Linked DNA regions of Homo sapiens: all the other regions are linked to region 1. The links are chromatin loops, found by intact Hi-C in ENCODE. Cell type or tissue: gastrocnemius medialis. All regions are shown on one strand. Region 1 has its middle 21 kb from the start of ASB15. Region 2 overlaps WASL (WASP like actin nucleation promoting factor). Region 3 overlaps WASL (WASP like actin nucleation promoting factor).

Evidence for each region. Peaks named below come from ENCODE experiments on the same cell type or tissue, not always from the same donor. Only the 100,000 strongest peaks of a DNase experiment are listed, where the experiment ranks them.
Region 2: a loop joins it to region 1, with 11 times the contacts of the local background. A loop is called at or near these places in 22 of 110 quality-filtered maps.
Region 3: a loop joins it to region 1, with 3 times the contacts of the local background. A loop is called at or near these places in 15 of 110 quality-filtered maps.

Annotation. Positions count from the first base shown.
Region 1 is chr7:123,576,778-123,584,777 of GRCh38, forward strand. It overlaps a transcript of NDUFA5 not described here and a transcript of ASB15 not described here. Among named protein-coding and RNA genes, the nearest start is that of ASB15, 21 kb to the right of the region's middle. In gastrocnemius medialis, a CTCF peak has its summit at 4,228 (motif pointing right); no DNase peak of the experiment used is centred here; H3K4me3 peaks cover 345 bases; H3K27ac peaks cover 2,929 bases.
Region 2 is chr7:123,697,456-123,705,455 of GRCh38, forward strand. It overlaps WASL (WASP like actin nucleation promoting factor), which reads right to left. Exons shown (of 11, transcript NM_003941.4): 5 at 7,179-7,202. Among named protein-coding and RNA genes, the nearest start is that of LMOD2, 46 kb to the left of the region's middle. In gastrocnemius medialis, CTCF peaks have their summits at 4,252 (motif pointing left) and 4,458; a DNase peak (open chromatin) is centred at 4,246.
Region 3 is chr7:123,678,487-123,686,486 of GRCh38, forward strand. WASL (WASP like actin nucleation promoting factor) reads right to left here. Exons shown (of 11, transcript NM_003941.4): 11 at 3,457-6,094. The coding sequence ends at 6,033. Among named protein-coding and RNA genes, the nearest start is that of LMOD2, 27 kb to the left of the region's middle. In gastrocnemius medialis, CTCF peaks have their summits at 4,337 (motif pointing right) and 4,550; DNase peaks (open chromatin) are centred at 1,335 and 3,255; H3K27ac peaks cover 4,710 bases.

The DNA.
Region 1 (8,000 bases):
ATGTCTAAGATCTGCTGCCACTAGGTTTTCTCACCACTCTGTACTTTTACTAGTCCTTGCATTTCTTGCAGGGTCTGCTGGTTACATTATTCCAGTTTTGTGAAAATGGAATTTATGTTTTCTATTACTTTATTCTTCTTGTCATTCTCCGTGTTGCTTATGCACAAATTTTCAGGAGGAAAAAGAGAAAGATGTCAACTTTTGCAGCCGTGGTCAAACAAGAAGACTTCCTGTTATCTATTTTAATATGGAAATTATTCTCTTATTGATATCATGTAAGACAACATTTGTAGTTATAAAAATATCTTTTACATAACCACCTCCTACTTAATAAACTGAAGTCTCTGTCTTTTTCATATTATTTGTATACCTACATGACTGATGTTTTGAACTTAGATGTAAAGGTTTACTATATCATTGATATCTTCCATTGTTGAGTTTTTCCCATTATTGCAGGATATGGCCATGATTTTGCATTTTATTACAAAAATAATAATTGTGCTATGTGTTATTTTGGTGAATGTTATTCATTCTTATTCGATACTGAGAAGAACTGTCACTTGTCTTGAACAAGCACTATGTTTTACATAAAATGCTTCTGTAACTGGCCCAGTTTCCCTTCCTTTAACAGCTGTTAGAATATAACAATCACATTTTTCATTCACTTAAGATAACTGAACACATCACAATGACATTTGCTTTTATTATAGCTTCAGTTTTTATTCAGATCGACTTTAATTAATTTCATTTTGTCATACCTTATTTAACATTGTAAGTCAAATTAAATTCTTTCTGCCAGAATTCTCTTCTTCTCAGGTTTTGAAAACTCCAAAATGTGGTCCTCTTAGAAATTGATCAAAAATGGTAATAAACATAGCAAACATGTTGAACAATACAGAGTCAAACTGACATCAATCCGTTATTAGATTTTCTTTGGATATGGTTATGCAAACAGTTTTAAATCCACTAACTGTTCTCCATCCAGCTCATGTTTCTTCATCTTATCCCCAGGGTTGCAAGGACAGTTTCTATCAAAGACATTCTAGACATCATGTTCTTTGTTTATGAGTGTTCCTTTTGAAAAAATATCAAGCGTAGTCTTTGCATGTAGAAATTACTTTTTTAAAAATTATACTTTAAGTTCCGGGATACGTGTGCAGAATGTGCAGTTTTGTTACATAGGTATACACGTGCCATGGTGATTTGCTGCACCCATCAACCCATCACCTACATTAAGTATTTCTCCTAATGTTATCCCTCCCCTAGCCCCCCACCCCATGACAGGCCCCGGTGTGTGAAGTTCCCCTCCCTGTGTCCATGTGTTCTCATTGTTCAACTTAAATGTTGAATGAATAAAAGGACAAATGAATAGTAAAATAAATTTCAAATTATAAAAGTTATTCGTAACCCATACTAGATCATCTATTACTGTTTTCACTATTCACAAGCTACCTGCTGATATTTTGTATCAGTTGGAAAAAAAATGACAAAATTCATCTAAAGCCTCTTGGTCCCTCTTTCATTCTCTATGTTGCTCAAAAATTACCAGCAGTATTCCTGTGACTAGAACTCTGTTTTTTAGCCTCTAGGAAGTAATTTGCCTTGGCCTAAACATCTGTCATTTTAGTGTTTGCCATTTGTCCAGACTGTGAACATACCCCTCTTTCCTCCTTCTACTTATTTTTCTGGAACTTTGTTTCCTCTATACTTTTAGTACTTGCTTTTTTATTCATTCACTTATTTATCTGTGCAAGCTCAGTTAATTTCAGGCATTTGCTTTTCTAACTATTATCACCAGACTGATATTTTTCCTTATTATGGAGACCTTTGCCAATTTTTGTATATACTCTTTTAATATCTGAGCTAATGAGAGAGATTGCTGTTTACCACAGCAATTTCATTCAATAGCTTAGTCTTTTCTTTCTCAGGGAGACATTGAATGCACGGTTAGAATTTTATGTGCTAAAGTCCACCTTCCTCTTATAGATTCAGGCTACTGAATCATTGCTATCTTTAAACTATTTTATAAAGTCTTATTTCCCCTATTTTTGTCAATCTATTTGAAATAACTAGTTCTGTTTGTCTTCATTAACATAAACCTATGACAATGTAATTTACATGCAAGGTATTTTATTTTATTTTATTTTAGATTCGGGTGGTACATATGCAGGTTTGTTACATGGATATTGTATAATGCTGGGGTTTGGGCTTCTATTGAACCCAACAGCCAAATAGTGATTGTAGTACTAATAGGTGGTTTTTCAACCTTTGCCCCTCTCGCTCCCTCCTTCCTCCCTTTTGGTGTCCTCAGTGTCTATTGTATCCATCTTTATGTCCACGTATATCATTGTTTAACTCCTACAAATATGCAGTACTTGATTTTATGTTTCTGTATTAATTCACTTAGGGTAATGGCCTCCAGCTGTATCCATGTTGCTGAAAAGGACATGATTTCATTCTTTTTATGGCTGTGTAGTATTTCATGGTGTAGATATACTACATTTTCTTTATAAGTGTAATTGGGAAAATTTTAGATAAAAATACTTTCTTAGTTATAGTTAAAAATAAGGATCTTAGATTTACATTTTCAGTGAATAACTATTGTTAAATTTGTTTTGCTATGTACTCACTGTAGAGGTTACAATAGTTATATGTTTGTTCTATGAATTCTTTTGTATTACCAGTTCACTTCCATGCAAAGTAAACTCTCTATAAATAGTCTCAAAAATACCATGAAGAGTTGTTCTGATTTCTTTTCTCTCTATTATCTGCCCCACTGTAGCCTGAGGGCTTAATAGATAATTGCAGTCAAAATGAAAGTTAAAACTTAATTTAGAACAAGTTTGCAACATGCCTGGTACCTTGGGATTTGCAAATCTATAACTCCTTCTGCTCCTGGGAGTTGAGTTAATTTGGCAAATCACACTAACTCAATTTTCACTAGGTCTTTATTAGAAACAAATCTATTATGCTATAGAATGCATTGTGGATTTGGCTTAAGACTCCCAGCTTGTCATTATTCAATATTATGAAATTCCTATTTAGACATTTAGTTTAAGTGAGAACATAAAGCATATAATAAAACTGCAGGTTTCTCTTGCCATTGTTTAGGTCTCTAGGTTTTCAATTTAATTCTCATTTATTGAATGGCCACATTGTCCAAAGCCTGTTACACCTCCTGTCCTTAAAAAAGTTACAATAAATCCTGATGTAACAAAGGTACATAAATAATTACTATGTAAGGCAAACAAAATAAATATGATAGGGAAATAAAGGAGGAAAAGAGATTGGCGGGATTAGAAAAATTCATGGAGATGGAGAAGGATGGTCTAAATTGGGTCTTAAATTAGCAGAAGGATTTCTACTGAAGGAAATGGGGGAGTGGCAAGAAAGGGCATTTGAAAGGACAAGATGAACAAGAACCCAGCGAAAGGATGCGTTTTGCCTGTTCAGAGAGCAAACAGGAGTTATGCTAAGGTGGCAGATGAAGTCCTCAGGTGCATGGCAGGCCGTTCTCTGTTGCACTGCTTTTTACATTTTTGGCTTTGCTTGTTAAGTTTTTGGTTTGAGTTGCTTGAGTCAGTGAGTGAAGCAGTCATCACAATCAAACTTGCTAGGCACAGGAGAGGCTTTGAGCTTGCCTCTGCTGTGAGCCACTTGACCAAAAACTGCTCAGGGTAGTTATGTGGCCTTAGGCAATTTTACTTAACCCCCTAAGCCTTACTTCTTCCTTGAAAAATGGTCACAATAATATGACACCTACTTTGCAAGAATGCCATGAGGTTAAATGAGATAATGCATATGAAAACCCAGAACTGCATCATATGGCACCTTTGTGCAGTTTGGAAAATTTTGATCATCTCTCCAAGTGAATGCAACCCTTCTCTAGGGCACCCATGTGGGTGAGTGGAGATTAAGATGGATTCCAGTCTCCCCATAACCTCACCCAAGCAACCTTGTGCAGTATACAACCTGCACAACCGTACCTGGAAGCCCTGAGATAAGGGCTTAGAGAAATGCTTAGGTATAACAAAATCTAAATAAACATAGCCATCATTATAATTATTATACCGCAAACCACTAAAAAAACGCAGTGTTGAAGCTTGGTCAGAGACCGTTCGGTTAAGTCTATTATGAAAAGAGACCAATATTAACAATGCACACCTAAGTCTCAGCAAAGAGTTCAAAATACAGAACAGGAAACCAAACCAACAGGCGTCCATTCCTGTGTGACTCTCCTTCCACTAGATGGTGCTGGCTTTCTTCAGCTTGTTGCAGTAGAACTGTCTTCCACTTAAAAATGGCTTGTATTTACGGATAATTCAGGTGGTATCTGTGTCCCACCAACCTCCTTCAGCTCTTTGCGGAGGAGGAGGTGTTTCTCTGAGAGCATGAATGTTGCTCAGGGCATGAACACCGTTCAGAGGACATGATACTTACTAGATAGTAGAAGGGTATGGGAGATCTGTAAGCCACTAAGGAGAAACTCCATTAAATTCCTAACACTTTGAATTCAAAACGAGTCTATCATCAGTAATTAATTTATCAAATAACAGCATCATTTTACTATTTGCCCTTCTTGGGCATTGTGAGAGTGTGGGAGTGAAAACAAAACATGATCATTCAAGTGAGCACTTAAAAAAAAAAAAAAAAAAGGTACTCTCCAGATACCTAGACTCCATGCCAGAGAAAGGGGATCCCATCCAACTTAAGTCCTAAGGGCACATTTTTGTTATTTCTACCTTCATCTTTTTTGATGTGTCATGTTCTAAAGACCTTGTGAGCTTTGCTACATATTAGGTTTCTGAAAAGTCTTTCGGTTAAACTGATATACATCAAATTGTGAGGAGAATTTGCTACTTAAGAAATGATTTGCTCAGAGTGAGAACACCACTCAGAGGAAATGATTCCTACTAGATAGTAGGATTGTAAAATTCTACTGGAAGTAGGCTGTAACATGAAAATTTTCTTTTATCATTGTTTAAGTCCAGCTATGAATATATCACATATGTTTGTATATTTTCTCCCTTTTTGTCACTCCCAAGACTGTCAAGTTTTGAGGAAAAGACATGAAACTTCAAGAGTACTGTTCAAAAGACTTCTGCAAACCATTTAAAACTATATAAATGAACTTTTTAGGTAAAGCAAATGGATTGACTAGCAAACTGTAAAGAGCTTTTTACCTGCACCAGCCATGAATTCTGGGGCAGAAATTGTGTACTGTTGCTCCATTTCCATTTGTGAATAGAGAACATCTTTTATTAATAGATGAAAATCTCCATCTATATTGTAATGGTAAAATATCTGCAAAACAAGGAAAGGGAGGAGAAATTGCTCAAGCTGATCATGATCTTTTCCTACCTAAAATGCTCCTGTGGCTTCTTCTTGTCTCCTGCAGTGGTTCTCAGGCCCAGACCACTTTGAGGGACAGGTTCAACCCACAGTATGTGAAGGTAACGTCCCTGTGGAAGGAAGGATGTGTGACAATGGGAGATGGGGAGGGGGGGTTGCATTACAATATCCAAAGGGAGTGAGTGCTTCAGAATGTTAAGACTCCACAGATGGCCTTTAGAGATTCTGACAAATAACACCACTACCCTAGTGCACCCCAAAGAGAAAGCCTTTTCTCATTGCCACCGTCCTGGAGGAAGAAATAAAATAAAGCCCCAAATTCTTTACTCCAGTATATAGTTCAGTATATACATATATCCTACATATTCTAACTCTTACCTAAAGCTCCTGCTCATTGTCTGTAGGTTCCTCAATGCGTTCTGTGACCAGCAAGAGTAAATGATCAGCATTCCCCCCAGATATGCCATTTTCCCTCAGATCTATGTGTATTTTCTCTGCCTGGAATGCCTCTCCCCTTATACATTATCTCGAAAACTCCTTCTTATCCTTCAAGTCTCAGCTCAAGACTTTATATCGTCTAAGGCATACTCTTGGTCCCCTCCTGGAAGCTAAGCATCACCTTCTTTTGATCATCTATTCATCCCCTCCACTGACTGAGAGTAAGAACTGCCTTCTTTAACATTTTCATTGCACCAGGCACATAGTAGCTAATAAATACATACTTGGCAAATAAATGAATGCAGTATTATTCAAAGAGGAATATACCTCATTTAGAACGCTCAGAAATGATAACTTGGTACCATGAAAGAAACTAGTGTAAATCTTGTTTTAAAAATTAATCTACTAGCCTCTATTTTAAAATTTAATTTTTATAGCAGGCAAAGAGATGGCAAGCATCACAAACAAATATTGTAGTGGAATTTGGATCTTTAAAATTATAGACTGTTCAGATGAGAGAACATAAAATGATAACATTGTAGACCTAGGTGCAGTGGCTCACTCCCGTAATACAAGCTACTTGGGAGCTGAGGCAAGAGGATTGCTTGAGGCCAGGAGTTCAAGATCAGCTGGGGCAATTATAACAACACTGTCTCTAAAAAGATAAATAAATAGATAAATAAATAAAAGACAGCACTGTAGATTCTAAAACTGAACAGGAAATCAGAGCTATTTTTGGGCCTAATTTCAACATATATCATATGAGGAGATATCATGGGAAGTGGGAACTAACGGGAAACTGGAATTGATAACCATGAAGTGTAGCAAATTTCTAAACTCCTCCAAAAGTCTTCTCTGACAGTGGGTAATACACTCTTTACCTCAACACTTGCTCATCTAGTGTTTGATGATTCTCTAAGAAAATGCAATAAAATGAGTTTTAAATTCTACTTCAATTTCTGCTATATGACATTCTCTTTATTCTAAAGTAGTTACTAGTATAAACTTTTAAAAAGCTGATTTTGATAAATCAACAACCCTTAGTCATAAAGTAAGTCAAACAAAATGAGCGAAGAAAGATTTTTTCGGAGAGAAGGCACAGGAAAGAGGAGTAACATTCCTAGACTTAGGAAATTGTATATGGGTCTTCTGATCCTTAAGCATAAGAACACTGTCTCTTTTCCTCATAACATCTTCATAATATACTGAGAAGCAAAGTAGAGGGGGGACAAGATGGAAAACCAGGAAAGGAAGTGTAGCCAGTTAGTGAGATGATTCCACAATAAAAAACCAAACCTAAAGTTTGCCAAATCCAATGGTCAGTTCTCTGTCCTCATCTTACTTGACTTAGCAGCAGAATTTGATACAGTCGATCACTCCTTTCGGCTGTAAATATTTTTCTTCCCTTGGCTTGTATTCTGTCTCATAGCTCTGGTTAGCCCCGGAGTTCATCCCTTAAACATCTCTATTTTTATATGTGCATGTACTGCTTTGGTGAGCTCTTCTAGCCACACGGTTTTAAGTATCACTAATTTATTTCTTCAGCTCAGACTTTTCTTCTAAACTTGGACCATATTAACCTGCCTACTTAACCTTTCTTGTTAGACTTTGATAGGTATCTCAAATTTTACATGATCCAAACTGAGTTCCAGGAGGATCACTGAAGCCCAGGTAATCAAGGCTGCAGTGAGCTATGATCGTGCCACTGCACTCAGCCTGTGTGACACAGAAAGGCCTTGTCAAAAAAAAAAAAAAAAAAAAAGTAAGAGAAAAAGAAAGAAGTTTTAATGTCCTGATGCACAGAAATTAGAGTATCTGAGGGAGGCGGCTAGGCATCAGTGTTTTCTAAAGCTCCCCAGGTGATTCCAATGCAAGTCAAACCTAAGAACAACTGCTCTATGGAAGTCACACTTAAGAGTTTACATACTAACATCTTGTTCTAAATGTTTCTTAGTAGAATCTATCTTTTCTCCCTGTAATAGATTAGTATAATATTTCTTATAAGGTTTTCAACCACTCAACATGACAGCATTTTGTACAGAAAGCAAGAAAATCAACCTAAAATCATTAGAACAAATAGGAATTCTAAAATGCAGCTGAATAAAAATAAATATACAAAGACTGTTAGCTTTCAATGTGCCAGAATAACCAGGGGAAACAATTCTATTCACGAAGAAATAAAAATCACAAACTATTGAAGAATAAATATG
Region 2 (8,000 bases), 120 kb after region 1:
CAAAATAAAATTCTTGATCTTAAAAGTATGAAAGTCTGAATGTGGAGCATTCAACTGAAAAATTTCTTAAAAATTCAACTAAAGGGCAACACATGTTCCTCAGAGATCCTATTTTTATATATGGTTCTCTGACAAATCCTCCTTTGAGACCAAGTTCCTCTGAGGTGACTACATTAACGACCACTTCCAAAACATATGAAATACTATCATCGTTGTGTAGAAAAGAGTTTAAGGCAGCACACTTTAGACTGCTCTTCTTAGAAAGGACCACTTGCAAGGTTGGCCCTCAGTTGACCACTTGGGAAGTTGGATTTCAAGAGGGTTCCCACTATTCCCTGACAAGGTGGGCTTATTGTGTCTAAACTGTTTGTGCTAACAATGCAGTTTATGTTGAACATCTACTTTCCTTCTGGGAGTCTGAAATCTTGGTAAGTGCAAGGCAGGGTAGACCTATGTAACTAGCCCTCAACGAAAACCCTGGGCACCAAGTCTCAAGCTTTTCCTTTAGACAACATTTCACAAGTTGTCACAATTCATTATTGGAGGAATTAGGTGCAACCTCTGTGTTCTCCACTGGGAGAACTCTTGGAAACTTGTGTGTGGTTTTTTTTTTTTATGAACTTCATCCCATGTGTCTTTCCCTTTGCTGATTTTGTTTTATATGTGTTTTCACTGTAATAAATGTTTGCCATGAGTACAGCTATATATTAAGTCCTGTAAGTCCTGGTGAATCACCACCTCTGAGGATGGTCTTGGGGATCCCCAACATAATCAATAAATGGCAAATAGAAATCTCAAGGCTAATGTATATTAGTTGATCCTTAAAATCCAACTTGACTGTTATTCTTTAATTATGCCCCAAACTGCCAAAGTATCCTACTTACTAAAATTATCTGAAAAAAAAAAAAAGTTTATTTACATGGGTAAATTGTATATACCCTATTTTCTCCCAACTCTACTATTAAAGATAAAACAAAACTAAAACAAATTTATGAAAGCCATGTCACCTTATCAAAAAAGTAAATAATTTGGAAAGGCATATTTTTAATATCACCAAAATTCAACTCTTTTCCCTTAATATTCAAATCCTATTTATATATAATATTTTAATAATCCTAAAGTTTTAGTTACAATTTCATTCAAAAATTCCATAGGAAGTTGTTGATATGGATAAGAAATAGTTTTTGGGAAAAATGAGAGCTAGTGAATAATATGGATAAAATCATTAAAAGCTTTTTTAGTGCCCAGGAATAATATGAAAAATAACTAGATCAGTAAGTAAAGGTGAGTTAAGCAGTATCGAATGACCTGAAAGGGTGATTAGGATGTGAATTTTCAAATTTGCTCAGGTATCAGATTTCGACATTTATGTAGTTGTACAAAATAAAGGACTTACTGAGAATATCCAGAATGTAGGGACTAGAGGGTTGAATTGGGGTTACACTCAGACCTTCACAGACTTATCTGGTGGTCTACTTTTACTTCTCATTCTTCCCTTTCTGCCCTCTCACTTCTTATCTTTACCAGTCAGTATCAGCAACACTATCCACAATAAGGATGCTACAAATTACTTTGTTTCTTATCTTTATATCTTAATAAAATGTAAGAATTAAGACAGAATTAGGAGTATCAGAATTAGGTACTCCCTGGCCAGGCACAGTGGCTCACGCCTGTAATCCCAGCACTTTGGAAGGCCAAGGCGGGCAGATCATGAGGTCAGGAGTTCGAGACCAGCCTGGCCAATATGGTGAAACCGCGCCTCTAATACAAAAATTAGCCGGGCGTGGTGGTGTGTGCCTATAATCCCTGCTACTCAGGAGGCTGAGGCAGGAGAATCACTTGAACCTGGGAGGCAGAGGTTGCAGTGGGCTGAGATTGCGCCACTGACTCCAGCCCGGGCGACAGAGCAAGACCCTGTCTCAAAAAAGGAAAAAAAGAAAAAGAATTAGGCACTCTCTTTATTCATATGACTTTTCCGGAACTAAGTATTCAAATAGCAACTATAAACAATCAGACTCACCAGTAAAATATAAAAACAGAAAACAACAAAAATATTTTCTGCCACTTTAGCTTATATAAAAGCCATCTATTATACTATAGATGACTAGCATGGAAACACAGTTGGATAAAGTTAAGTTTAATGATTTAAATTATCCAAGCTAGTATATTTTTGAAAAATCAGCTTCTTATAACCTTGATTTATATAACTCACTAGAGAAAGTAATTCAGCTGTCTCTGAGGAAGATTCAAGAATGAGGATAGGAACAAAATGTAAGTGATATGTGAAATGAGTAACAATGTTTAACTCATACTGTAATCAGACTGTTTCCCCTCTTTCTCTACCCAAAAATCAGGCATGAATATATTATTATGCATCAACATTATCTCTTTAAGTCATTATAGATGAATTTCATTAGTACTAGTTAAAACATTATTTAAGGCCGGGCGCGGTGGCTCACGCCTGTAATCCCAGCACTTTGGGAGGCCGAGACGGGCGGATCACGAGGTCAGGAGGTCGAGACCATCCTGGCTAACACGGTGAAACCCCGTCTCTACTAACAATACAAAAAATTATCCGGGCATGGTGGCGCGCGCCTGTAGTCCCAGCTACACGGGAGGCTGAGGCAGGAGAATGGCGTGAACCCGGGAGGAGGAGCTTGCAGTGAGTCGAAATAGCGCCACTGCACTCCAGCCTGGGCAACAGAGCGAAACTCCGTCTCAAAAAAAAAAAAAAAAAAAAAAAAAAAAAAAACAACATTATTTAAGTAAGACTATAAAGAAAAATCCATATAATGGAGATATATAGAAAATTAGTATTAGATGGGAAATTAGAGTTTCTTTTCAAAATTGCCTTTCATTTTATTAATGAAAATGAAGGACAGTAAGAGTCAGGTGATCTTTATAAAGTCATATGATTAGTGACAGAAGCAAAAGTGTATTCTGATATCTTGGTTCCTAGTCCACTACCCTTCCAATTAACTACTTTACCTCTTTTTTTTTTTTGAGATGGAGTCTCACTCTCTCGCCCAGGCTGGAGTGCAATGGCGCCATCTCGGCTCACTGCAACCTTCACCTCCGGGTTCAAGTGATTCTCCTGCCTCAGCCTCCCAGGTGGCTGGGACTACAGGTGTGTGCCACTAAGCCTGGCTAATTTTTCATATTTTAGTAGAGATGGGGTTTCATCGTATTAGCCAGGATGGTCTTGATTTCCTGACCTCGTGATCCACCTGCCTCGGCCTCCCAAAGTGTTGGGATTACAGGCGTGAGCCACCGTGCCCGGCCAACTATTCTACCTCTTATACCTCTTACACAAAAGTCAAACTACAAGGTGGATAACACCGCTAATTTTACAAATGTCATAATACATTCTTTGTTTGCCAATTTTTCAGTTTTCTTGGTCTGTGGTCCAACAAGTCATTATTCAACAAATATTTACTAACAACTTACAGAATTTAGAAAAAAATGGATTTCTATACATTCAAGAGGTTAGGTACTCGGTTATTTCTGTTGACAATGGTTATTTACTTTAGAGTTTGAAGATGTTAGGAAATAAGTTTAAAATGGTATTCTAGAGCCAAATTAAGTATCTGTTTCAAGCGACACACTAAAAAAAGTGATAACCTGTTTAAGGTATAGAGCCATTTTTTAAACAACATAAAGTATATGAAAGATTTAGTAACAGATGTACGTACTGAAGTCATTTCTAGTAAAGTTTAATTATTCCATTTATGAAATTACACTCCTCCTAAGAACTACTATGTAAACATATAATGAAGGCGGGCTGTTTTCCTTCTTTTTTAAAAAACAAATGACAAATTAACTCCTTCTGATTAAGGATAACTGTTGCATGAAAAGGTTTTTAAATGTTCTTGTGAACAGACATGTCTAGTTAATTTTAAATCTAAAAGAACTCAAGTTTCCCATTAATTACATAAGAAGCAAAGAAGCCTCACCAAGGAAAACAGTTGAAAAACAGGTGGCCTAGAGGCCTCTGATGTCAAGCAGTCACGAAGCTGAGAACAAATCATTGGAAAGCATATATGCTAAAATGTGAGACTGACCAATAAAGAAATTAGGAGTGAGGAAGTTACTGAACTGCATTTTAGGAATGTATGTAAATTCTACATAAAGTATCTTTTTAATAATTAAAATTTGAAAAGGTGTGGTAAACTGATAATCTAAATAAGGATCTGAGACAAAGCACCTGCATAGCTACTGGAGGACATGGTCCAGGGGCCCACTGCCACCTAGTGGTGGTGCACCAAATACAGTAAAGTAATAATGCTGCCTCCTAAACAGTGGTCTCCACTTAGTGGGGAAAGCAAGATAGTTGAATGCAAAGCAGTTTTAAAATATTACAACTTGTATTAATAATTATTTATTTCATTCTTTGTGTATTAATATATTAATTCCATATTATATGTATATTTTATAAGTATACAAGTATTGGCAATACATGCTGTATAATTTTGTCCTTTAACAACACTATTAAAAAAAAAACCCTCCATTTATTTAATGAAAGAAGTCTGAAACCACTGGGCCAAATGATTAAAACTAAAGATTTAAAACCAATGGCCAACTCATAGAAAGAAACTACATTTAATTCTTTTTTTTTTGAGACGGAGTCTTGCTCTTTTTGCCCAGGCTGGAGTGCAATGGTGTGATCTCGGCTCACTTGCAACCTCCGCCTTCTGGGTTCAAGCAATTCTCCTGCCTCAGCCTCCCGAGTAGCTGGGATTACAGACATGCGCCACCATGCCCAGCTAATTTTTGTACTTTTAATAGAGACGGGGTTTCGTTATGTTGGCCAGGCTGGTCTTGAACTCCTGACCTCAGGTGATCCGCCCACCTCAGCCTCCCAAAGTGCTGGGATTACAGGCGAGAGCCACCGCGCCCGGCCTGAAACTACATTTAATTCTAAGTGGGTCTCTTAGTAGGGGTAATAAAATTATGAAACACCACTGTTATATAAAGAATTTTCAAATTCTATCTATTCATGGAAACTAGATGCCTCTTCAGAAATTCATTTTATAAATGTTCAGCCCTCCATATTCACAGTTCCATATCCATGCATTCCACATCCATGGATTCGACCAACTGTGGATTAAAAATAAAAATGGATGGGTCCATCTGTTCTGAACATGTACAGAACATTCTTGCTATTATTCCCTAGACAATACAGTATAACAACTATTTACCCAGCATTACTTCTCAGCCTTTTGGCTAAGACCAAATGTACCTAGCATTTACATCGTATTAGGTATTATGAGTACTCTACAGAGGATTTAAAGCATATAGGAGAATCTGTAGTTACATGCAAATACTATGTTGTTTGTATCGCAGACTTGAGTATCAACGAAGTTTTGTATCCATGGGGGGATCCTGGAACTGATCCAACATGGATACATGTATTTACAACCTTAATTTTAATTATATTATTTCTACAGCATCTACACTTTAAAATATGGGGTTACTTTCCCCAAAGTGTTTCGATGGCACCACTAGAAAGTCTTCTCTGTTGGTACTCAATACTGTATATACTCTCCAAACTCAAAATAATGTAACAAATTCAAAAAGGTTGAAATACTAGGCTTATATCAAGGAAAATTTCTACTACTACATTAAAAGTTCACAGATGAGCAACCTGTAACTCAGCTGCTTCTGTTTCTTTTGCCTCTGCCATGTACTAATTTATATATCCTGAGACATGATATTTACCCTGTGTCTCAGTTTTGCCTTCAAAATCATCTTGACATAACATAGTGGTTAAAGGGCCAGTCTCTAGGGTCAAATCATCTGATGCTGAATCTTGCTTCACTACTTACTAGTTATGAGACCTTGAGCAAGTTACCTATCTGTGCTTCGGTTTCCTTATCTATAAAAGAGATAATAGGAGCTACTTCAGAAGGTTGCTGTACAGTGCCTGGCAGGTAGTAAAAGATCATTAACTAGTAGTTGCTATTATTGTTGTCATCATCTTCATCAGAATAACTAATATTTATTAAGCACTATGCTAAGCTTTGATTACTTCAATCCCCGTAACAGCCCTAAAAAGTATTAATATTTCTATTCAAAAGAAAAAGTGAAACTATACAATATTTGGTACCTGTTAAGCACTACTGAAGGTAGTCAGGCATTTAAAAAATTAATAATAAGGTAAACAACCCAGAATTTAATACAGCAACATTTGGTTCATGTTTCTGTATCAGAAAAAGAAATTTAAGGACAAAATCAAAAGGCAACGTATCTGTTTAAAAGAAACCCCAACAATCACCAATAGCTGTCATATATTAAGAACTCTGTATTATGTAAGTTTTCCTTGAATAATCATTCTAGGTTCTGATAAGAGGATTTGAGATATGCTTTTAAAAAGCAGCCATTTTCTCTATCATAACAAAGTGTGCTGGAGAATGATTCTTTACCTTCATAGAGTCAGGAACCTCATTTAAATACGATGAAAGCCATGGATCCTCTCTCTCCAGAGAAAAGAACATATTTAGCACACAATTTCAGGGAGTTTATGAAGTCTAGAGTAAGAATTTCTACCCCTGAGACCTTATCTTTTACATCCTGGTATTCTGCTTTTACTCTCTGGTATTCAATGTTTTTTAAAAAATGAATTCATAATACTTCAAGTGGTCATTATCAAATTAAAGAGCATTATACAGAGCTAAATTAGTTCTAAATACACCACAACAGTAGGTGTTCATTTTGAAAGGGGCTTCATATAACACATAAGCAATGTGAAATAATATTTTGAAATAAGAATGAAAGGTAAATCTTAAAGTAGGACATTAACAAATATTCTAGACAAAATGTACTGCCTCTAGGAAAAATGTTAAGGTCCGATTGTATACTTAGTCAACTGTGAATCCAGAATTAAAATATAATAAGTATTAGTGATCTTCACCCTATGTATTCTTTCTTCATGTTAGAAAAATATCAAAGAATATTGTTTCCTAAGTCTCATCTGTCAATCATTAATTAAAAATAGGAACACAATAAACTGTATAATTTGATCATAGATACTAAACATTACTTACTAATGTATGGTACATGTTTCCACAAGGATTAACATGTAAAAGATACTAAATATTACTAATGTATGGTACATGTTTCCACAAGGATTAAACTGTCATCTAAAATCTTAAAAGATTAATAATTGTCAAAAAGCTTACCATTTGGGGGATCTCGTCTTTTCTCTGTTAGAAAATAAATTAGAAGAATATTATTAAATATATGTAAGACAACATCAACATAAAAAAATTAATTCACTAAACTGTCTTATTCCTAAATTGACATACGTGTGACTAAGGAAGATTTTTCAGAAGACCCGACATTTAAGTAGAGATCTAAATAAAATAAGTAAGGGAACAATACATTCAAAGGCCCCAAGGAGGGTGCAACATGAAAGAACATCATGAAGACTGGACTACAGTGAGCAAATGGCACAGTGAAAGGAGACAAGAAGGAAAGTCAGGGACTAGATCATGTAGGGTTCCACAGGCCATGGTTAAGGACTATAGATTTTATGTGTATATGATAGGAAGCTCTTACAGAATTTTAAATAGAGAAAGTGATATAACCTAATCTACAATTCTAAAAGTTTACTCTGGCTACTGTATAGAAAAGAGATAGTAAAAAGGATTGAGTAGCAGCAGGAAGACCAGTCAGAGAGCTAGTGTGGCAGCCCAGCTGACAGATCATGGTGGCCTGGATTAGGATGGTAGCAGCAGAAATGGTAAGAAATAGTCAGACAGGACATGTTTTTGAAGGCAGAGTCAATAGGACTCTGATAGGATTTATGAGGGACCATGGTGAGCCTGAGGGATAAGATGGAACAAATGCCTTTTACTGAAACAAGGAAGATTAGTAGAAGAATAGGAACAGATCTGAGTGGGGCTAAGGTTCAGGATACAGGACATGGATCAAATATTCTGCTCAGACCGTGTTAAGTCTAAAGGCTATTCTGCCACTTGAGTAGACAGAGTCTGAAGGTC
Region 3 (8,000 bases), 100 kb after region 1:
GGAAACAAACAAACAAACAAAAAACACAAGAAAAATACCGTGATTCCCATATCAAATCAGTTTTTTGGCTGTTTTGAGTTTTTGGAAAACAAAGTGATGAAAGTGCTAAAGCAAACAGGGTGCTAAAGGGCTCATGTAGTGTGCGCAGACTACCTCTTTTTGCACAGTCTAACTGGTCTAAACCGTGTCAAGTTAACGCAGTATGTTGGCTATAGAACTTTTGCGTACTGGTGCGGATCTAAAGCAACCATCTGGCTCAGAATCCACTTGAACTTCCTAAACATCTCTGGGCAGCAAGTCCATTATAAGCATGTTCTATAGCATCCAGATATTCAACCATGGCCAAAGAAAGGCCTCTTAAATGGAATCATAAGGCCCATTTACTGGTGGTTTGGTAAGAATGTGGTTGAAATACTAGGGCTATGCTTGTATCTACAGCAAAGTTCAGAAAACTTAAAAAAAAAAAAAAAGAAAAAGAAAAGAAAAAAACCCTTACACTTGAATGGTCAGGTGTAGTTTTGAGCTTTAGCTGACAGAATTAAGAGAAAGTTTGGCCCTTATGCATTCACATCCTTGCTCAATAAACAAACAAAACACAAATGAGTCTCCTCCTCCAGAACTAGTTTTTGTCCCTAAAAATGGAGATTCAAATGCATTTCTTAATTCTACTTGCTGAGCATTCCCCAATCACCACAATATGCTTAGGAACACACTCTCCTTTCTGTTCTCTGCCTCCTTAGATTCCCACCCTGGTTTAAAAAAAAAAAAAAAAAAAATTTGGTCAGACGCTGATTTAAAGAACTAAATTATACTTGCCTTTAACACAACTATAGAACTGAGACATAAACAGCTTTGTTTTCCCATAGTTAACCGGACATGATAATGCCTTTTCATTTGTTTCTTGTATTTGTTTCACAAATACGAGATCCACATTTTATTTTCCTGCCTCTTTTCCGGTAAGGTTGAAATACATGCAACCAAGTTAGGATCTCCCTCTCTCTCATCAATAATAAAGCCAGGAAGTTGGATTTGAAGCATTGTTTGTCCTTGTGGTCCTTGGAAGAACTCCCGGTCTTTAAATTGACAGTGCAGCTGTTGATCAAAATTATTCAGAAAATTAATATATTCTTAATTTTCTGTCAGACAAGTTGATTGTAGACTTATGAAATACTTATGTCTAAGTAAAAACAATGCCTATAGTTTCTGTAAGAAACTAACAAAAATAATTTGGATGTAGAATGAAAAGCTCAACCTCATTTCAACTCTGTACTAGATGACAGAAGTGCCCTGTGATGACCAAATGCTCGGGCAATGTAGGGTGACTGCCGCCAATGAGCCAAAATACAATCACATGCATCAGAGTCAGAGGCTGGCTCCTCAAAACAAGCCAGCTTTTCTGGTTAGAGATGGACATAGGATGTTGGCGGCATCTATCAACACCCAGATGATATGAGAAAGGGTGACATTTGTAGCCATATACCTTTCAGAAACAAACTAAATCTGCATTTATCCTTAAGAAAAAGAGAAAGGCATACAATAGGATTATGGTGCATGAGAAAGAGCAGCTGAACTAGTCAGATCTGGCTTCTAGTAGATACTTTAACCTCGGGCAAGCCCCACAAGCACTGTGAATATGAATGAGGACCCTCACCTGCAAAATTAGAGAACAGGCTTGGTGGTGTCCACATGCCTGTTCTCATGTAACTCATGTAACTCAATGGTCCAAACGTCTTTCATTTATGAAATAAGTATTTTAGATTTAAATGATGTAAATGTGGGTGGGGACCTATCCTATCCACTGTTGTATCTTAATGTCCACCACACATTTAGTTCATAATATGATATTGATGCTTAAAAAAATCCTTAAAATTAGGCTTTGATGAAAATCTTCACACATCTAGCAACAGCTAAGACAAGACAAAATTTAGGTCATGAAATGCTAAGCAATTCAAGACAGAAAATAGTGTTTTGTTCAAGTTCCATAATGCAATCTGATACTGCTGAAATTGAACTTGCTGTTAAATAGAAACATTTTTTTTTAAAAATCCTAAGGTAGATTTTTTGTGGTTGTTAAATAATTCAGGGACTACTTCAAGTTTACTAGAAACGCCCCAATACACAAGTATCTGATTAGACTGAAACCACCTATAAATTACAATCTCAAAATAATTTTTACTCCAATAATTTTTACTCAAAAAAATTTACTCAAAGTTTTACTCAAAATAATTGTGTGCTATCTTATCTTGACTTGTCAATCTTGATGGTGTGCATGGCCAATTTAGAGTTACACTGGACTTGTGTAATAGTTAACACTGTATCAACAGTTAGTTAGCACAATCTGTGATGCTTTTCTTTTTTTGGAAAAACCTATGGCAGATGCATCCGGAGACAAATTTTTCAATAGGCTCCTCACGGCAATGGAGGATGCCAAGTATCACATACAGAAGTAAAGGCAGTAGCTGCAAAGCATGTTCTCTAACATATTCATAACAGTGTACTATACCTTTCCTAGAGGCTTCCTTAGAAAGCAAAGTTTTTTTTTTAATCCATGAATAAATGACCAAGAGATTATAAAGAATGCTGTGTTTTGGAGGTGAGATGTGACAATGTCAATAAATGTGGAAGGTAAATTTCCCAACTTTTCCATACAGGCTTTTCTATTGTACTATAAATAAGCCTTATCTCTATATTTGTCCTTTAGGAACTCCGTTTCTAAAACAAGAGTTATCTCGGGAATCCCCTCTGTTGATTAGATAAAAATGACCTGACAGAAACAATTCTTAGGCATCTTTAAAAAATTATTTTAAAAGTCTAATATATTCTTAAGTGTTCACATTTGTACAACAGAAACAACTTTTTAATAGAACGTATTACTCTTGAAATGGTTGTTAAATTTGGCCAAAGCTCTTAAAAGGAATTTTGTAGCATCCTACACTCTGAATTCCGCAACTCAGTTTAATCTTCAGACACCCACTTGTGCCAGGGTCAGTGAAACAGAAAATTCTATCTATCAAAAACAGAGTTTACCGTTTAAAATGAGCACCCTCTTTGATATCATTTATTAAAAGCTACTTATGTCCCATACAAACTGCTATATTTGGCATTTATTGAAACTACCAATAAACTCCAATATCATTCTGATTTAGAAAACTTCAACATTTCTGGTATGTGGAAGAGTTCCAAACAGTTTGACCTTGCAATGTCAATGCTCTGTGAACGACAGCAGTGGCTTCTAGGGGAGCTGCTGAGCAGCTGTCATGTTTCCCAACAGAACAGGGTGCAACATTCTTCTGCTCACCATGTTTATTTAATGGCACACTCTAACTCTCAGGGCATGCAGTCTGCTGAAAACATCAACCATTATCATTGATCGCTCTGTACCCTTCACTATACAGTTTAAAAATTTTAAACCTATTTTACTCTCTTAACAATAAACACATGAAACACATTATTTTATTCTATTTGGGTCAAATTAATTTTATTATGCTCCATGATGAATTGCCACCAGTGCAACATCCTATTCACTATACATTTCAAAAAAAGAATTCACATACTAAACAAAATTTCAGTTGTCTGAAAATGAAATGATTGAAAGTCTTTATGAATCTCATACATACAATATGTGGCTAGCTGAAATTGTCTATCACGTAGCATTTAGATATAAAAAGCCTCATGCTAGTTTGTTAAATGCAAAGGCTACCAGACGACCATTTAGCTGGAGAATATACGGAAGGCTTTCAGACAACGCACAGGTATAGTGCTGCTCACAGTGCAGGATGGTAGAGGACTGAAACATGCAACCTTACACCTTACTTGGTAAAGCAGATTTAGTCTTCATGCCTGGACTGAACTCCACAGCTGCTGTGTTTCAACCAACAGTAATTTAGACTTTTTGTAACAACAACCAATGTCTTTTTCTTCTTTAAGAAAAAAAGAATAAATTAATTACCTTTGGCAAATTATATATCCATTTTACATGTTTAAAATTGTGCTTTGAACTCGAAGAATGGGTACTCTCTGCTGAGAGAAGTTCCTGATAAATATATATTATACCAAAGTCAGCTGGAAAATCTAGAATTTCTTGGCCACAAGTTAAGAGAGATCTTAAATTGGCATTACCCTGAAGACATTTCTAGGAAATTTAAAATGTTTTTTATATTGTCAAAAAGAAAAAATTTTTTCAATTAACATTACTTAAAATAATTATAATGTTCCATTTAACTTTTGTACAAACTCCTGATTTTATTGGTTAGTAGTTGTCCAGCCTCATCTGCACCAGATTGACTGAGCTCAAGCCACAATAAAAATGATAGTAAGTAGAAAAAGGTTTCTAGCAGCAGAGGGCACTGTTGTTGCAAGAAACAAAAAGTCTAGAATCTTTCCCATGTGCTTAAATTACTCTTGCAAGAAAGATAACATTCTTTGAATAACTTAAGTATTTTACTGCACCACTTACTGCTTTCAGCAACAAAACCTTTTAAATTATTTCTTATGATAACTAGATGCATGATCACTAGAGATTATGTAATAAATGGTTAAAATTCAAGCCACATCTTGCAGGTCCAGCCTGTCAAGATCTGCCAATACGAGATTTTGGTTGGTACAATTCTAGATAGCGTAATTTTTAGTTGGATATTGTGACTATAGTAATGAAATACATTTGGAACTACATTATGCATATTACTCAATGTGAGAAAAATATGTTTGTATTTAAATCAGATAATTTTCTACCTAAAATTTAAAGTAGGTAGGTATGATAATTAGCATTATAAATATGAAACAACCACCTTTAGGCAGATTAGTGTAGTGTAGAGAGGCAAAGAAACCCTAATTTTAACACACCATTTAGTATGCATAACAAATGTGCAGGTTGTAAAGTTTTATCTTTAAAAAAAAAAAATCTATCATTCAGTTATCTGTTCCAAGAACTCTGACATTGGGACCACCAATCTTTTAAGAAAAATGTAACTCTTCACATGCTATTTGACAAAAACCCTCAAAAGTTATCCAAATCAATGCATGTTCGGTTCCGTGTTTTAGCGCACACCTTTGCCAACTAGATTACATTTTTATGGTTGGTATTTCTGAACACCTCAATCCACACAAAGTGCAAAATAAAAATGCTAAAATTCTACAGTATTTTAGTACTATTCTGATTTGTATAGTTTTTTTAACCAAATATTGGAGTTACCATAATATTACCTCAGTTCATGTAGAATGAAAACTACTCCCTAAATCCCTGAAACTCCAACTTAAATTTTGTTTCAGAGTAATACCAAAAAAATTTTCAAAAATTTTGCTAAAAAGAGCCTGTCACATTTGCTACAGCATAAAAATAACCCCAGTCAATAACAAGTATTTAAGGGCTCCTTATGATCCCAGTCTGCAAATACCACTGCTATACCAATAACAGGCAGTATTACTGTAAGAGGTGTGTTAATCGTCTTCCCCACTAGTATCTCTGTAGTGATTTTATGTAGAGCATATTGCTAAAATTTGAGAAACTACATCGGTGTAGTGATGTCTACAGAACTGTGCAATGTATCAGCTTCAACATTCATATGTAGCATTGTATTCAAAATAAAGGGGCTAAAGAAACTAAGGTCTGCATCACTTAAAAAAGAATGTAGTGCTATACTAGATTTTTTTTTAAGAAAATTTAGGTACAGAAAAAGTAGGGTATGAAAATAGTGTTTTCCTTCTGGCATTATAAGTAAATTACATTAAGGTTTTTGTCAGTCTCACATATAGTATTTAAACTCCCTTGTTGATGGAATGAAAAATATTCACAAATCAAGTGAGCATCCTGGTGTAAACTTGCACACAATAACAGGGAGTAGCTTTGTAGAGGATTACGACAAACCTTTACAGATTAAATGAGGTATTGCACAGATTAAAAAAAAGCAAAAAAGGCAACAAAAATATACAGCAAATTGGTAGAACATTTACATGATAATTTTACAGAATCCACAGACAGAAAGTAGTGTTTAGTATTTCACCTTAAAAATATATATATATATATAATATATAGATCAGTCTTCCCACTCATCATCATCCTCAAAATCTTCTTCATCATCTTCATCTTCATCTTCATCTACAAGAAAATCAAGACAATTAAAACATATGCATAAATAAAATGACATTACATAATTCTTGGGTGGTTTCTCCAATTATTTAACTCCTGAAACACAGATAATGTGACTCCCAGAAGAATCTAGTTACTAAAACAGTTTAAAGTGAATCTAAAGAAATATATCTATAGAGTATGATAGTAAACTAAAGATTAAAACAGGGCTTAGAAGACAATGGTTCTAGTTCCTTAATATCTATGTGACAAATTTCAACCTGTTAATGTATAAAATCATCTGGGTTGACCTTTCTGTCACAAATCCAACTACCTTCTTGTACTCTTCATATGGATTCTCAAACTCAAAACTTCTAACTTTTATTTCCTTCCCCAATCTTCTTTTCCTGCTCCATCCTGGTCTGCTGCTCCATCTCAATAAATGGCATCACCATCCTGTCACATAATCAGGCCAAAAACCTAGAAATTATTATTACTTCCTCCTTTTTCACGATCCAATTATCAAGCCTGCTCTTTTTCACCTCTTTCACTGCTACTCTCCACACCACCATCACATCCTGCTTGGATTATTGCAACTCTAGAGTCTATTTGACTCAGAGCAAATGGAGTGATATTATTTAAATTTCAAGTTTAAAAAATATGTTGCTACCCTTCTTAAAGTCCTCCTGTGGCTACCACTGCTATTTGAATGAAATCTGATGCTACCTCCCTCCATAAGACCCTACATGATTTGTCCAGTTATTGTCTCTCTCTCTCCCCAAACTTCTCTCATATGTACTCTCCCTTCAAGTCACTCTCTCTAGTAAGATGGTCTCCTTTCTGTCCCTTAAACTCACCAATCTTATTCTGGCTTTAGAACTTCTGCAGTAGCTATTTCTTCGTTAAACTGAATCTTTTCATCATTTAGAAACCATTCATAAACTACTTCCTCAGAGAGGCCTTTCCTGACCATCATATGTAAAGTATAGCTCTTCCCCATAATCAGTAACGGCCTATCCCATTTTACTTTCCTCATATCACTTGCTAATATCTAAAATTATTGTACTTTATCTATTAAGCTCCATGACAGCACGGACCTTGCCTATCTTATTTCTCACTGTATCCTCAACACCAAAACAGCACTACACACCAGCCATTCAATAAATATTTGTTGAAGGAATATTTAGTTATCAGATTTTATAAGCATACTTCTATATTATACTGACTTTCCATATTTAACCTCTTCATATATCTATATATAAAATATGTATAAATATATACACCTATAAATATATAAATACATATACCTATATATAAATATATAAATATATATAAATATGTATATAAATATATATATAGGACCCATGAAGGCCAAGTATATAAAGTGGGACAGTGGCTGAGTAATTGTACTTGATAATGATAAAAAGCCAGTAAGACTAGGTGACATACGTGTGGGTTACATGTACAGAACACAGAACAATCTTTTTCTTCTATTTTTCTCATGTAAAATTGATTGTGTGAAGGTAGTATTTGAAGAAGTACTGGAGCTCTAGTATTAGAACTTGAAAATTAACAGAAGCCCAAGAGAAGCAACATTATCTTCTCTTAGCCCTAAACTAAGTTGTTACTTTTAAAACGATAATTATTTATTATTTATTTATTTATTTATTTAAGTCTCATGGTCAGCTCTAAATTGTTACAGAATTTATTTGGAAAGGAGTTCAATTGAGTCATGTTAATTTCTGTTTACTCTTCTAGCAAGGGAAATAATTTGCTACCAGATTTTGCTAGACATGCTTCACAAAATTTACCTGGATGAAAAGCATCAAAGACACCTGACTATGCTGGCATTACAGACTGACAAAAGACAGAAACTTATCAGTATCTATGGTGAAGAGGAAGAAGTAGCTAATAATTTCATCATCAGGTACTACCA